3 separate regions of the Mus musculus genome follow, and regions 2 and 3 are each linked to region 1. Evidence: chromatin loops called from intact Hi-C (ENCODE). Cell type or tissue: gastrocnemius. All regions are shown on one strand. Links, peaks and the distances in the headings refer to the core of each region. The heading gives the core; the rest is flanking DNA.

Evidence for each region. Hi-C counts contacts between places; a loop is a spot of excess contacts. Peaks named below come from ENCODE experiments on the same cell type or tissue, not always from the same donor. Only the 100,000 strongest peaks of a DNase experiment are listed, where the experiment ranks them.
Region 2: it touches region 1 in a loop (2.1-fold over the local background); 2 of 42 quality-filtered maps call a loop at or near these places.
Region 3: a loop joins it to region 1, with 5 times the contacts of the local background. A loop is called at or near these places in 20 of 42 quality-filtered maps.

What each region holds. Positions count from the first base shown.
Region 1 is chr12:72,692,184-72,696,215 of GRCm38, reverse strand. No RefSeq gene overlaps it. Among named protein-coding and RNA genes, the nearest start is that of Dhrs7, 29 kb to the right of the region's middle. In gastrocnemius, for the core only: CTCF peaks have their summits at 1,105 (motif pointing left) and 2,083 (motif pointing right); DNase peaks (open chromatin) are centred at 1,080, 1,577 and 2,046; H3K4me3 peaks cover 1,103 bases; H3K27ac peaks cover 1,387 bases.
Region 2 is chr12:72,534,261-72,538,292 of GRCm38, reverse strand. It overlaps Pcnx4 (pecanex homolog 4), which reads right to left and starts at 1,936. Exons shown (of 11, transcript NM_026327.3): 1 at 1,754-1,936. In gastrocnemius, for the core only: a CTCF peak has its summit at 1,967; DNase peaks (open chromatin) are centred at 1,991 and 2,485; H3K4me3 peaks cover 1,664 bases; H3K27ac peaks cover 1,281 bases.
Region 3 is chr12:72,460,170-72,464,201 of GRCm38, reverse strand. Lrrc9 (leucine rich repeat containing 9) reads right to left here. Exons shown (of 32, transcript NM_001142728.1): 10 at 3,280-3,411; 11 at 701-877; 12 at 252-366. Among named protein-coding and RNA genes, the nearest start is that of Lrrc9, 20 kb to the right of the region's middle. In gastrocnemius, for the core only: a CTCF peak has its summit at 2,149 (motif pointing left); DNase peaks (open chromatin) are centred at 2,139 and 2,825; H3K4me3 peaks cover 276 bases.

The sequences.
Region 1 (4,032 bases), core at 659-3,158:
GGCTACACAGAGAAACCCTGTCTCGAAAAAAACAAAAACAAAAACAAAAACAAAAAAAAAGGAAAGTAGACATTCTAGTTCATTTAAATTTCCCCACATCATATGAATCTGACACTTTTGTTTCTACCTCTTACCTCTACCTAGGTAAGAAGGCTATACTAAAGACACTAAAGCCCATGTTCTTCCCAAGATCAAGGGGTGCAGAGTCTGGTTTGAGAACATTGAACTCAGAAAAGAAGGCTAACTCTATTAACTTTGTCTTAGAAAACTATCTAGTGGGCTGGCGAGATGGCTCAGCAGGTAAGAGCACTGACTGCTCTTCCTAAAGGTCCTGAGTTCAAATCCCAGCAACCACATGGTGGCTCACAACCATTGGTAATGAGATCTGACTCCCTCCTCTGGTGCATCTGAAGCCAGCTACAGTGTACTTACATATAATCAATCAATCAATCAATCAATCAATCAATCAATCAATCTTTGGGCCAGAGCGAGCAGAGTTGACCAGAGTGAGCCGGGCAGAGGTCTTAAAAATTCAATTCCCAACAACCACATGAAGGCTCACAAACATCTGTACAGCTACAGTGTACTCACATACATTAAATAAATAAATAAATCTTAAAAAAAAAGAAAAGAAAGAAAACTATCTAGTATGTCTACTGATACTATCAGATCATGGAGGTTATAGGCGTAACCAACTACTCTCTGGTTGGATGTGAGGCTTGCTTCACAGGAAGGAATTCACACTTGTTACTCTAAATTTGCTCAAAAGTCAATAGTTCAGGAGACCATAGGTCCTGGGGCAAAACTACTACTGCCATTTTTCCTTTTTTCCTAAATGGACACATCATCAAACTGTCTTCTAAATATTTATGTTTCTATTCTTAGGTTAGTGCTGCTCTCGGCCTTAGGCAGCAAGGCATCTTTCTGCAGAGGGCAGCAGACAGCGTGAGACACTCAGAGCTCATCAGCCTGCTTAGGATAAGTGACTACTGAGTGATCAGCTCCGAGTGGGACATTTCTGTCAACCCCCACGAGGCTCCTCGAGCATTGAAGAAATGGGGGCAAAAAGCATGTAAGAGCCAGGGGAGGGGACGGGTGCTGTGAGGTGCCGCCTGCTGGACATGCATCCATCAGCAGCTGTCCTGTCACCTCGATGCAGATTTAGTTGTCTGCACAAGAGCAAACCAGCAAGTTCAGCCAGTATTCCAGGGGCATATGGTGGGGTGTTTGGGAGGAATGGGAGTGGAATTGGAGGAGGGTACGATCAAGATACATTGTATACATATATAAAACAGCTAAAGAATAATGAAAGATTTTAAAACGGCATCTAGGTGTTTATGGCACAGTAATTTATAGTCCAGAATTTAATTTTTTTTTTTTTTTTGGAGAGGTACACAGTAGTTTCTTTTACTACTGTTTATTTTTCTTGCATTGAAATGTCAATCTTTTACTCGGACTTTAGTCATCTGTGACACTGTTACCACGCCGGGTGTAACATGTGGCCAGCTGACTCCCATCCAAACTGTAGTTTAATCTGCCTTCATGGAAACATAACGTTGGCACTGTGGGAGAGGCGGGCAGGGCAGTAGTGCCAACAGCTGAAATTCTGTCTCCAGAAGCTAAACGGTTATCCTGTGCGCTGAATGAGCGGACACACGGTCAACACAACAGCTGCTGATGTCACAAGGAGAGGTTTACTGCGCTTATTTTTAGGGTTGCCAAAGTGGAAAAACAGCCCCACTTAACCGGACATTTCTCCCATCGCTCTCTTTCTCTTTTCTAGGTCTCATCTGCCTTTCTGTCTCTCTCCTTCATTAACACATTTGAATTCACCTTTCAAAGTTGTAGTCCTGGAAACCAGGAAGCCAAAGAGTCTCTTAAAGAAAAACAACAACAACAACAACAACAACAACAACAACAACAACAATTTATTTTGAGCAGTCGAACAGCAGAGGAGAACACCCAGACAGCTCGGATTGGCCAGTTTCTATGTATGCGCCGTTGAAATTAAGAAACATTTTCAAAAATTCTATTCGTCACCTTGGACCCACTTATTTAACAGTAAATATAAGCCAACCAGTAGAGGGCAGTGCTGACTTGTTCCTTAAAACCCTCAACAGTAAGGGCAATTTTAGTAGTGAAAAAAAAATTTTTTTTTAATGTAAAGTTGAGCAATCAAATAGATGAGAAGATTTCAAGGGCAATGAGTCACAGCAACACATGGTTGATGCAAACAGGTTGTCACAATTTTCCTGGGACATAAATTAAATACTTGTTTCACAACCTGCCTTTTTCATGTTTGCTTCTTCCGCATGTGGCACTGTGGCCATCAGAAAATCCTTCCGTGCTCTCGGAACCTCACCTTTCTCATTAGAAAATGATGTATTTGGCACAGATGAGAGTTAGCTTCCCTTTGAGGGAACACTAGTCTACGAAAGAGAATGCTAAATAAAATAATTTTGTAGACAGACCTCCTGGAGAAGTTTAAGGGGACCGTACCCCATCCTCACTGATCATTCTCATTGCCGAGTTAGCTACTCCAAATCCTTGGCAGCGCTTTCTAGAAAACACCTGGGGCCAGAGTGTGAGTCATGCAAGGAAATACACCGACCCTGGCCTTCCCTTCCCTTTATCAACTAAGAAGTTACTACCCCTAGTAGCAGCGTAAGGTATTCTTGATATATACCACTGCTTCGGATGCCTTGCGCCGTTTGCTTTCTAGTGTGTTAACATCGCTTGGGCTCCTGGCTCTAGCTTCTTCCCCACGCCAGGAGCATCATGGCTTTTGCTGTCACACAGAACTGTTTCTGTAAGGACCCAGGCAGTCAAGGTAGCCGGCGCTTTGCACGTGTGGATTTCACAACTGTGGAGTCCATCAGCTGTGGATGGAAAATATTCCTTTTAAAAATCGTGTTCATATTGGGCATGCCTTTTGGTTCCCACTACCCATCATGGCGTTAGTCCCTAAACAATGCAGCATCACACCTATTTACATAGCATTGACATTGTATGCGTTGCATGTATGAGACTCTGGGTTGGATCTTCAGCCATACACTGGACACTGTGGTACACAGTTGTAATTTACAATTTGGGAAGTGGAGGTAAGAAGACCATAAATTCAAAGCCAGCCTGGATTACAGATGTATTTTTGAGGTCAGCCCAGGACATATCTCAACACCGAAAGACAAAAGTAAAAAAGAACCTTGAAGAACTGAGAGAGAAGCCATTCATCATGTGCAAAGGACCTTTAATAAATTAATTAGCAGAGTCCTCCTTAGTCAGTGGGACCAGGAAGGTAGAGGCTTACTTTGGAAAGAGGCTCATTTTCTTTTTTTTTTCTTTTTTTTTTTTTAAAGATTCATTTATTTATTATATGTAAGTACACTGTAGCTGTCTTCAGACAATCCAGAAGAGGGAGTCAGATCTTGTTACAGATGGTTGTGAGCCACCATGTGGTTGCTGGGATTTGAACTCCGAACCTTTGGAAGAGCAGTCGGGTGCTCTTACCCACTGAGCCATCTCACCAGCCCGAGGCTCATTTTCTATGCTTTCAATCACCCACAGTCAACTAAGATTGAAAATATTAAACAGATGTTGGACAGTGGTGGCACACATCTTTAATCCCAGCACTTGGGAGGCAGAGGCAGGTAGATCTCTGTGAGTTCGTGGTCAGCCTGGTCTTCAGAGTGAGCTCCAATACAGCAGAGATACACAACAAACCCTGCCTCAAAAAAAAAAAATAAATAAAAAAGAAAGAAAGAAAGAAAAAAAGGAAGGAAGGAAGGAAGGAGGATAGAAAATTTTAAAGGAAAGCATCACAAATAAGCAATTCATAGATTGATTTTTATTTTATTTTTTAACCTTTTTGGGTGGTGGGAATAAAATCTAGGGCTTTGTGCAAGCTAAGTAATTTCTCTATGGCTGAGCCACATCCACAATCTGGCACCACTGCATACATTTCAAATTGCATGTCACTGTGAATAGTATGATAAAATTCATGCTGTCCAGCTCCACCTAGCCTGGAGTATAGAC
Region 2 (4,032 bases), core at 592-3,091, 160 kb after region 1:
TGGCACCTAACACTCTTGAACGAGAGCGGTTAAGAGCCCAGGCCATCAGGGAAGTGAAGCTATTTGCAGAATGGCAAAAGGCTGCAATTAGAGATCTGCATCTCAGCTATATTAATTAATTAACTAGCTAATTAATTAATTCTCCCAATTCAATGATGAAAATACAACCTGGTTTTAAAAAGATAAACTAAGGATAAGAATTGACAGTTTCTGGGTGATAGACCATGCTGGAAATGAAGCTTGCCATGAGGAAATGCAAGCCAAACCTACCATGAGATAGTGTGAATTTCTCTGATTGGCTAAAATAAAAATGAAAGCCTAGAACAAGTGTTGATGAGGTTAATGTAAAACCTTCAAATACATCTAGTGGGGATGTACAGTGAGTGGTGCTATGCTTTGGGAAAAAAAAAAATCTGTCAGTTTCTCAAAGAGCCAAACAAGGGAATTAGCCTCTGACATACCTATTCCATTACCAGGTATTATATCCATGAAAACATGCCTACATAAAAATTTATACAAAATGTCCACGGCATTATTAGTACTGGCAAACTCTTTTTGCCAATGGCTAATGGCTAAATAATACAGGGCATATCTGCCTAATATACTAATAAACAATAATGAATAATACAAGCTGCAACATAAAATTCGCTAGATGCACGCACACAGATCACATGTTTTAAGGTTGTGTTTATATCGAGTATCTGAAATAATTTTGTTGAGACTAAAGATTAGTGATTGCCTACAACTAATAGCAGGAATATTGGGGAGGAGAGAGAAAAAGCAGCTAAATAGAAAAGATTTCTTTTGGAGGTAATCAAATTGCTCCGAAACCAACTTGTAGAGATGATTGTGCAAACCTGTTGAGATGCTCAAAACCAGTAAGCTGTATACTTCCAGAAAATGAATTGTATGTACCTCAGGAAAGCTCTCACAGAGGAGGATGCAAAGGTCCCCTGCCCGGGATTTTCCACAGCAGTTAATAACCAATAGGCATTTCCTAAAGGTAGGAAAGGCATAACCTGTAGCTAGCCTGGGATCCAGGCAGTTAAATCACTAAAATGGCAATATCTGTACTGGATGCTGTGAGAAATTATGGGTGATTGGGTGTGAATGGAAGCAGATATAAAATAATATGAATGCTCTCTCTCTAAACTCAGGGATTTAATGAAAAAAAAATAGAACCATAGTGGAAAAAATGAATAAGGGGAACATGAGAATAAGAGAGCATACAATTCAGAGGTCTAATAAATAACGAATGGGATTCATTTTTAAAAATTCTGGTCTTTGACACGCAAAGGATTATATAGAGACAGAGAAACCTGAGAAACGCGCTATACATATCCAGGAGGCCAAGAATGAACAAATTTTGGTCAGGAGGGCTTGAGACAGAGATAAACCAAGAAAGAGTGATCTTACCTAAGGGGCATAGGCCATGAACTTGATTAGAGTAACATGGCCATCCCTCAGCAGGGCCAAAGGGCCATTCTCCATTTCACAGAGGCCTCTCAGAAATAAAACGTAACTCCACGGGCTGCAAAAGTATTCTCAGTCACATTAAAGCCAAACTGGATCACTACCTCGATCAACTCAATTTGCTCAGTACATTAAAAAGAGCAATAATTGCATTTAAAAGCTGTTTCATGGAGAGCGAAAGATGTTTCTTGAGGTATTAAAAGGTGAAGGAACCCAGTAGTACCCAGGGGTGGAAACTAAGGCAGCAACGAAGTCTCAGGTGTGTTGGGGACGGACATACCTGGAGTCACCGCAGGGGAGAGGCGACGCGAGGGCGTCCTGGGACCACATCTCCCCAGCTGAAGTCGGTTGGGAACTCCTGCCCGAGGATGGATGCGGGCCCCGCCAGCAGCTGACCGGAGGCCTCCAGGACCGCTCCCGTTCCCATGGCTAAGATCAACTGCGCTCGTGCCTCCCAGGGGTCAGTGCGCACGCGCGCTCGGAGGCGGGGCTGTGCGTCTCGTCCCGCCCCCTGCCGCCTGGTTCTGCCGGAGGCGGATTCATGTGTGCGGCACAGCAGCGCAGGGTAGGCGGGGTTTCCTCCGCGCAGGGCCGGGCGGGCTAGTGTTGTGGGAGACGCCCAGACTTCTTCCGCACTGGTGCTCTGGTTCTTGAGCGGCCTAAGCACCACCTCTGAACTCTCACCCGGGCCACGCCCAGACGAAGGAACGTGGTTGCCTTGGTGACGAGTCCATCGTTTGGCAACCTCGAGGCTGGAGAGCTGGATGACTTGACTGTCTCTTGGGGAGCCTAGGCTTTCCAAGATTGGCAGACCCGTGACTCAGAAGTGCAATAAAAGTCCAATCCCCCAGGGTTCGGATACCTCCATTAATGACTACAGAACTAAGGCCATTCAAACAGCCTCAGGGATGGGAATGTTTTTAAATGGTAACATGTGCCTGTTATATTTATATTTTTGCTCTTAGTATTATAGTACTTTGGGCACATTATAAACTATATCCATGTAAAATAATGAACCTGTCTGTGGCAGCGAGCCAGGGCCCAGGGACACAGGTTGTAGATAGTCACCCTAGCAACTGGATTTTTTTTTTTTCAAGAGATCTCCATTCAAGTGAAGTTGGGATTCTTGAATTTGCCACAGGAAAAAAATTCCAGGGCGAGCCTGTATGAAGCAGAGTTGGAGTCTACAAGTGATTTTTTTTTTTTTTTTTTTTTTTTTGGTTTTTCGAGACAGGGTTTCTCTGTGTAGCCCTGGCTATCCTGGAACTCACTCTGTAGACCAGGTTGACCTCGAACTCAGAAATCCGCCTGCCTCTGCCTCCCGCGTGCTGGGATTAAAGGCGTGTGCCACCACGCCGGGCTACAAGTGATTTTAATATAAAATAGAGGGACTGATAGATGTGCTCAATGACAGCGTAAGACACATCAAAGTGTGGGGACTTCCACTTTGCATGTTACGTATACAGTGTTGGTGATGTCTGAGGTTATGTAGGAAGCTCTGCTAAGGAAGTTGAGTGATATCAGAAGGTTCCTGAATTTGGATCGGATTACAACTGATAAAGTAAAAACAGTGTTTTGAAAAATATGTTTATAGTCTTGTTTGGAGAGTCCCAAATACTTTCAGGTTTACAAATACTTAAGAAAGGTGTGAGGTCATAAATACTTAGGCCTTAAGCATGGCTCGCAGGTATTTTTCCATTCTTATTTGAAATGATTCTACATGAAAGGAATACTGCCTTTTTATAGGTAACCTTCACAGAATATTATAACTATGCTGACTCTCTTCACTTGCTGGATTACTTTTTTTTTTTTTCTTCTGAGACAGGGTTTCTCTGTATAGCCTTGGCTGTCCTGGAATTCACTTTGTAGACCAGGCTGGCCTTGAACTCAGAAATCAGCTTGCCTCTGCCTTCTGAGTGCTGGGATTAAAGGCATGTGCCACCATGCCCGGCTTTACTGGACTATCTATCTTACCTTCAACTTTCAAAATAGAATTACAACTTTTTGAGCTTCTCAACACATATAAAAGTTTCTAACCTTAAAATATTGTGTGTTGGTTTGGAGAGATGGCCCAGTGGTTATGAGCAATGACTACTCTTCCAAAGGTCCTGCAGCAACCACATGGTGGCTCACAACAACTGTAATGGGATCTGATGCTCTCTTCTGGTGTGTCTGAAGACAGCTACATTGTGCTCATATAATTAAAATAAATAAGTCTTTAAAAGATATTGTGTGCCACTAGGTATATAGTAGCATTATATCTAAAAACATTATGCATATCTTAATTTCAAAACACTTCCTTGGGGGATCAGGGAGGTGGACCAGCAGAATTCTTGACTCTTAGCGAATAGAACTTCAACCAGACTCTGGAGTGAAAGGTTTTTCTTCCTTGCCATGGCCCCTTATTTCCCCTTTCTAACTATCTCAAACTTAAGTGAGAAATGTGTTTTGACAGTTCTACGGATTCGTTGATTTCCTTTTTCCTCCACTTCTGCAGCCCATTTCTTGAGACAAAGCCGTGCTAGAGTTAGGCTATTTAGTAATTCTAGAATGATCTCT
Region 3 (4,032 bases), core at 592-3,091, 230 kb after region 1:
ATGTTGAGTTTGGAGCCAATTAAAGAAGGAAATTTCAAAGTCACCAATAAAAGACTCCAAGAAGAAGAATCAAGTCAAGGCAGGCAGACAGAGCCGTGGAGGACTGCCTGTGCTGTCCTTTTCACGCCTAAGACTCTGTCTGTCGGCCACCATGCCACCATGCTTCCTGGGAACCAGGAACAGAAGTTTGTGGTAAACAGTGGTGCAGGGACGGGGAGGCACGCTGGATTCTGGGTGAGAGCGCGAGCTACCTTGCTTGTGTCGCTGTCTTTGAATCCCCTTTCAAGTATCTGTAGCAGATGCTTCTTCTTTACAGTCACTTCGGGATCAAAGACGTAGAAAAGGCACTCCAGCATCTTCCGGTAACTCCTCAGGAAGAAGAGCGGCAGAAAGAGGGTGAGAGGTAATGCCACAAAAGCTTAACCATCAATACGTTAACTGTGCACCCTGGTGAGAGTCTCCTGTTTCCAGTGTCATTAGGACCTCCAGGGCCCCCACCCCACGCTCAGAAAGAGGCTCACCCTAGACAAATCATGAAGTCATCTCGGCCATGGGAGACGCAGGACCAGGAAACATTTACTAGCAGGGTGCATCTTTCATATGGCGAACTTTGAAAACAGGAATGTTCATACTCTCTCTCCCCACTCAGAACGAAACAAAGGCAGCCTTTGCCGTTACTTGTAACAGAACTGACTCTTACTCCGGATCTTGTGTGTCTTCAAGATCCAAACACTTTTGGAATTTCTCTTCAAACTTCAGCCTCAGAATACGGTTGTTGACTTTAATGACCCGCTTCACCTTCACCCCCGTGATGCCGTACGCTCTGAAGTCCCAGGTGCAGAAACGCGACAGGATTAGTTCACAGCAGGAGTTAAACCTACGTGGGGAGACAGGACACACACACAAAAAGCAGAACAGTGGATTGCCTTCAACACGCTGAAGGGTATGAAATAGACCTTGAAGATCCTAGTTTGTGATATTTTTGGCTAAACATACTTCATCAGATCACAGTAGCTGTGTTTTTGTTCCACTGGGCATATTTGATCAACAGAAGATGCTAAAATTTGAAACACAGTAAAATGTTCTTTTTATTATCTATTATCTACCTCTTCTACCTAAAAACGATGTTGACTGAATAGTCCTTCCTTCTTAAGAATATTTGATTAGCTTCAGTGTGACCACATATTCCTGGCCACTTTCCTTCAGGCTATGACTTCAACTTTTCTTTTCTTTCTGTCCAGCCCCCCCTCCGGTTCCTTGAAATAATTTCTTTTTAAATTTTCATTTATTTTACTTTTTTTTATGGTGTTAAGGATTGAACCAAGAACCTTCTGCAATCAGAGAAGTCCTTTGTCACTGAACTATTCCCCAGTCTCCAATAGACTTGGAAAGCTTGCTTTTCACCAGGAACCAGAATTATAGCTCTCTTATTTCCACTGTCCCTAGGTGATTTTATCTATCATGTACATATGTATGTATGTATGTTTGTATCCATGCATGATATATGTATGTACGCATGCATGTATGTATATATATATAGTATATATATATATATGCATGTATGTATTCATACACAAATAATCATTTCTACCCAAATGTAGCTGTAGTACCCAGTTTGAATATCCACTGGTTTCTAAAACACTCGAGTAAATATGCAAAGGGACTTTCAAAGCTAAGTACTCAGCACCTGGCCCCAACCAGTAGTTAAAAATGGCAGGAGTGGCTGTCTCCACTCCTCTTCACCCGCTAGCACGCCTGTACCACATCTCAAATGCATGCTGAATCATACCCTGGCTCATCATCAGCACTGGCCCTGTCCTCTTTGGGAATATCATTGTCTCTGACTCTATCCCAAGAACTACCTAAGTTAGGGCACATAGTGAGAAGGGTGGTGTCCACCCTCTCTCTCCTAAGGCTTATATTCCAAAGGGGGTAGATATTCAATAATATGTAAAGCCATAAATATGACAAATGCTAAAGAATAAAGACTTAGCAGAGAAGCCTTGGGTAAGGAGTGCAGAGGGCACCTTCTTGAAGCCTCAGAGATCTTCCAGGGAGAAAAGTGATCTGAGAACCAGAGGAGGATGTGGCAGCTTTGAGAAACTCTAGATCACGGGTCCTTTCGATGACTGGTCTGCTCTCTGCTGCCCTCATCTGGCTGTTCTAATAAAATTACAGTCTTGTCTTAAAATTGCACAGAATGGAGATTAAGACCGAAAGAGAGACCATTTAACAAGGAAGCAAATGATTCTTTATGAGATTCATTTACCCTGTGACCATTTATGTAACATAGGTGTGAGGGCTTCTGTGACGGGTGATTTCTGAGCCCACTATCTGAACTCCTAGCTTAGAGCACCTGACTTACCACCAAAGGCTTTATCAGTGCAGGAGGTGACAGATAGCCCAAATGACCTCTATGTCATATGTATGACCCAGATCTTGGCAGCTCCTTCCGTAGGCCCTTAGTCTAATACATGCAGTCTCTCTTCAGAACCCACTTTCTTGCAAGAAATGACATGCACATTGGAGTAGGTTGATGTAATTGTGCCTCCTTGTGGATCTGAGCTTGTATTACACAAGGAAACAGTAACAAACGGTTCTGTTTAAAGATGCTGACAGTAAACCACCTGGTGTCAGACTCAGGAGTTAGAACAGGTCTGGCTAACAAAGTTGGAATGAACCGAGTTTCATTCTCATCTTGTCCAGATCGTTTCCCACTGGCTGTGATACAGGGAACCCGGCAGCCTGAAGTCTGGCTTTGTGCCCCTTCTCCCACCACCCAATGGCCTTGTTCCCACTGACGGCTTAGCTCCCACACGGCTTCCCCTTTGACTACAGGCCAGCAGGATGGCCAGGAGGCCTCCACGGTGGCAACCTGCTGTGGCCAGTTGTGCAGTTGGTTTCTGCTCTGTTCTGGCTTTCAGCCAGTGTTCAGAATCCAGGACTATCTGCCCAGCAACTGTATAAACATCGCGAGGACAGCAGTGGGACATAAACTTTTTTCTTAAAATATTTACAAACTCCCCATATACTTTTTCTGCTGACTGGCTAAGAAAAAGAATGGGTGTTGAGTGACCCCGTTGAGGTGTCCAGGGCTTGTCTCATGTCGATAAGGCAATGAGACAAAGGTACAGGTAGAAGATGTATGACAGCAAATTTTCAACAGATGGATATTTTGCTAAAAACTATTTTGAAAATGAGACACTTTGCAAGTTGATCACCTGGCTCAGGATCAAATATACAACTACTTTTGGAGCCCTACTCAAAGCTCAGGTTTACCAGTCATCAGCCTGAGTGCCTTCTTCAAAATGGATATTGCCCACAGTCTCCAGCTCAGTTAGCAGAAACGGGGTCAGTAAGCCGTGAGTCTTCTTCTTCTGTTTTACTTCAGTCCGATAAATCGCTTCAATCCTACCAGAGACAAAACACACATGCAGGGGTTCATCGGATGTGAGACTCACAGCATTGGCACACAGCTGTTCGTTCATGTGCCGTAGAACATGCACGTAGCATGGATTTGAGAATCAGTTACCTCTTGCTTTCAGTGGCGGAGTAACGTGAGTGTTAGCAGTTAGATCCAGAACAAGATATTCTGTTTCTAGCAGTGAAAAGCTCTGATTTTGTTACCCTCATGCAGAGTATGAAAAGCTGAGACTTTTCCGGATCTAAGAGCACGGATGCCAAATCCTAGACAGGTCGTTTTGTCTTCTTACACCCACGTATTCTCAGCACCACACCAGTACTACTAGTACTTCCATCTAAAGAGCTAGCGAGTGGGAGGGTCATCTGGCATGGACATTACAATCCTGTTAAGATCATTACAAAGACCCTAGTAACCCATTTACCCAGTGTCCCCAACAAGCAAGGACTGTAGTGTGCTTGCTGGTCTGGTCTGCGTGCTGCATTTCTGAACTAAGGAGCACTCAATTGCTTTTAGTTTGCAGCCAGAGGCTGAGATGTGACGCCATGCTGATCAGAGGAAGCCCACTGTGCTTAACTGAAAATGGCTTCAGCCGGAGCCCAGCTTTGAGT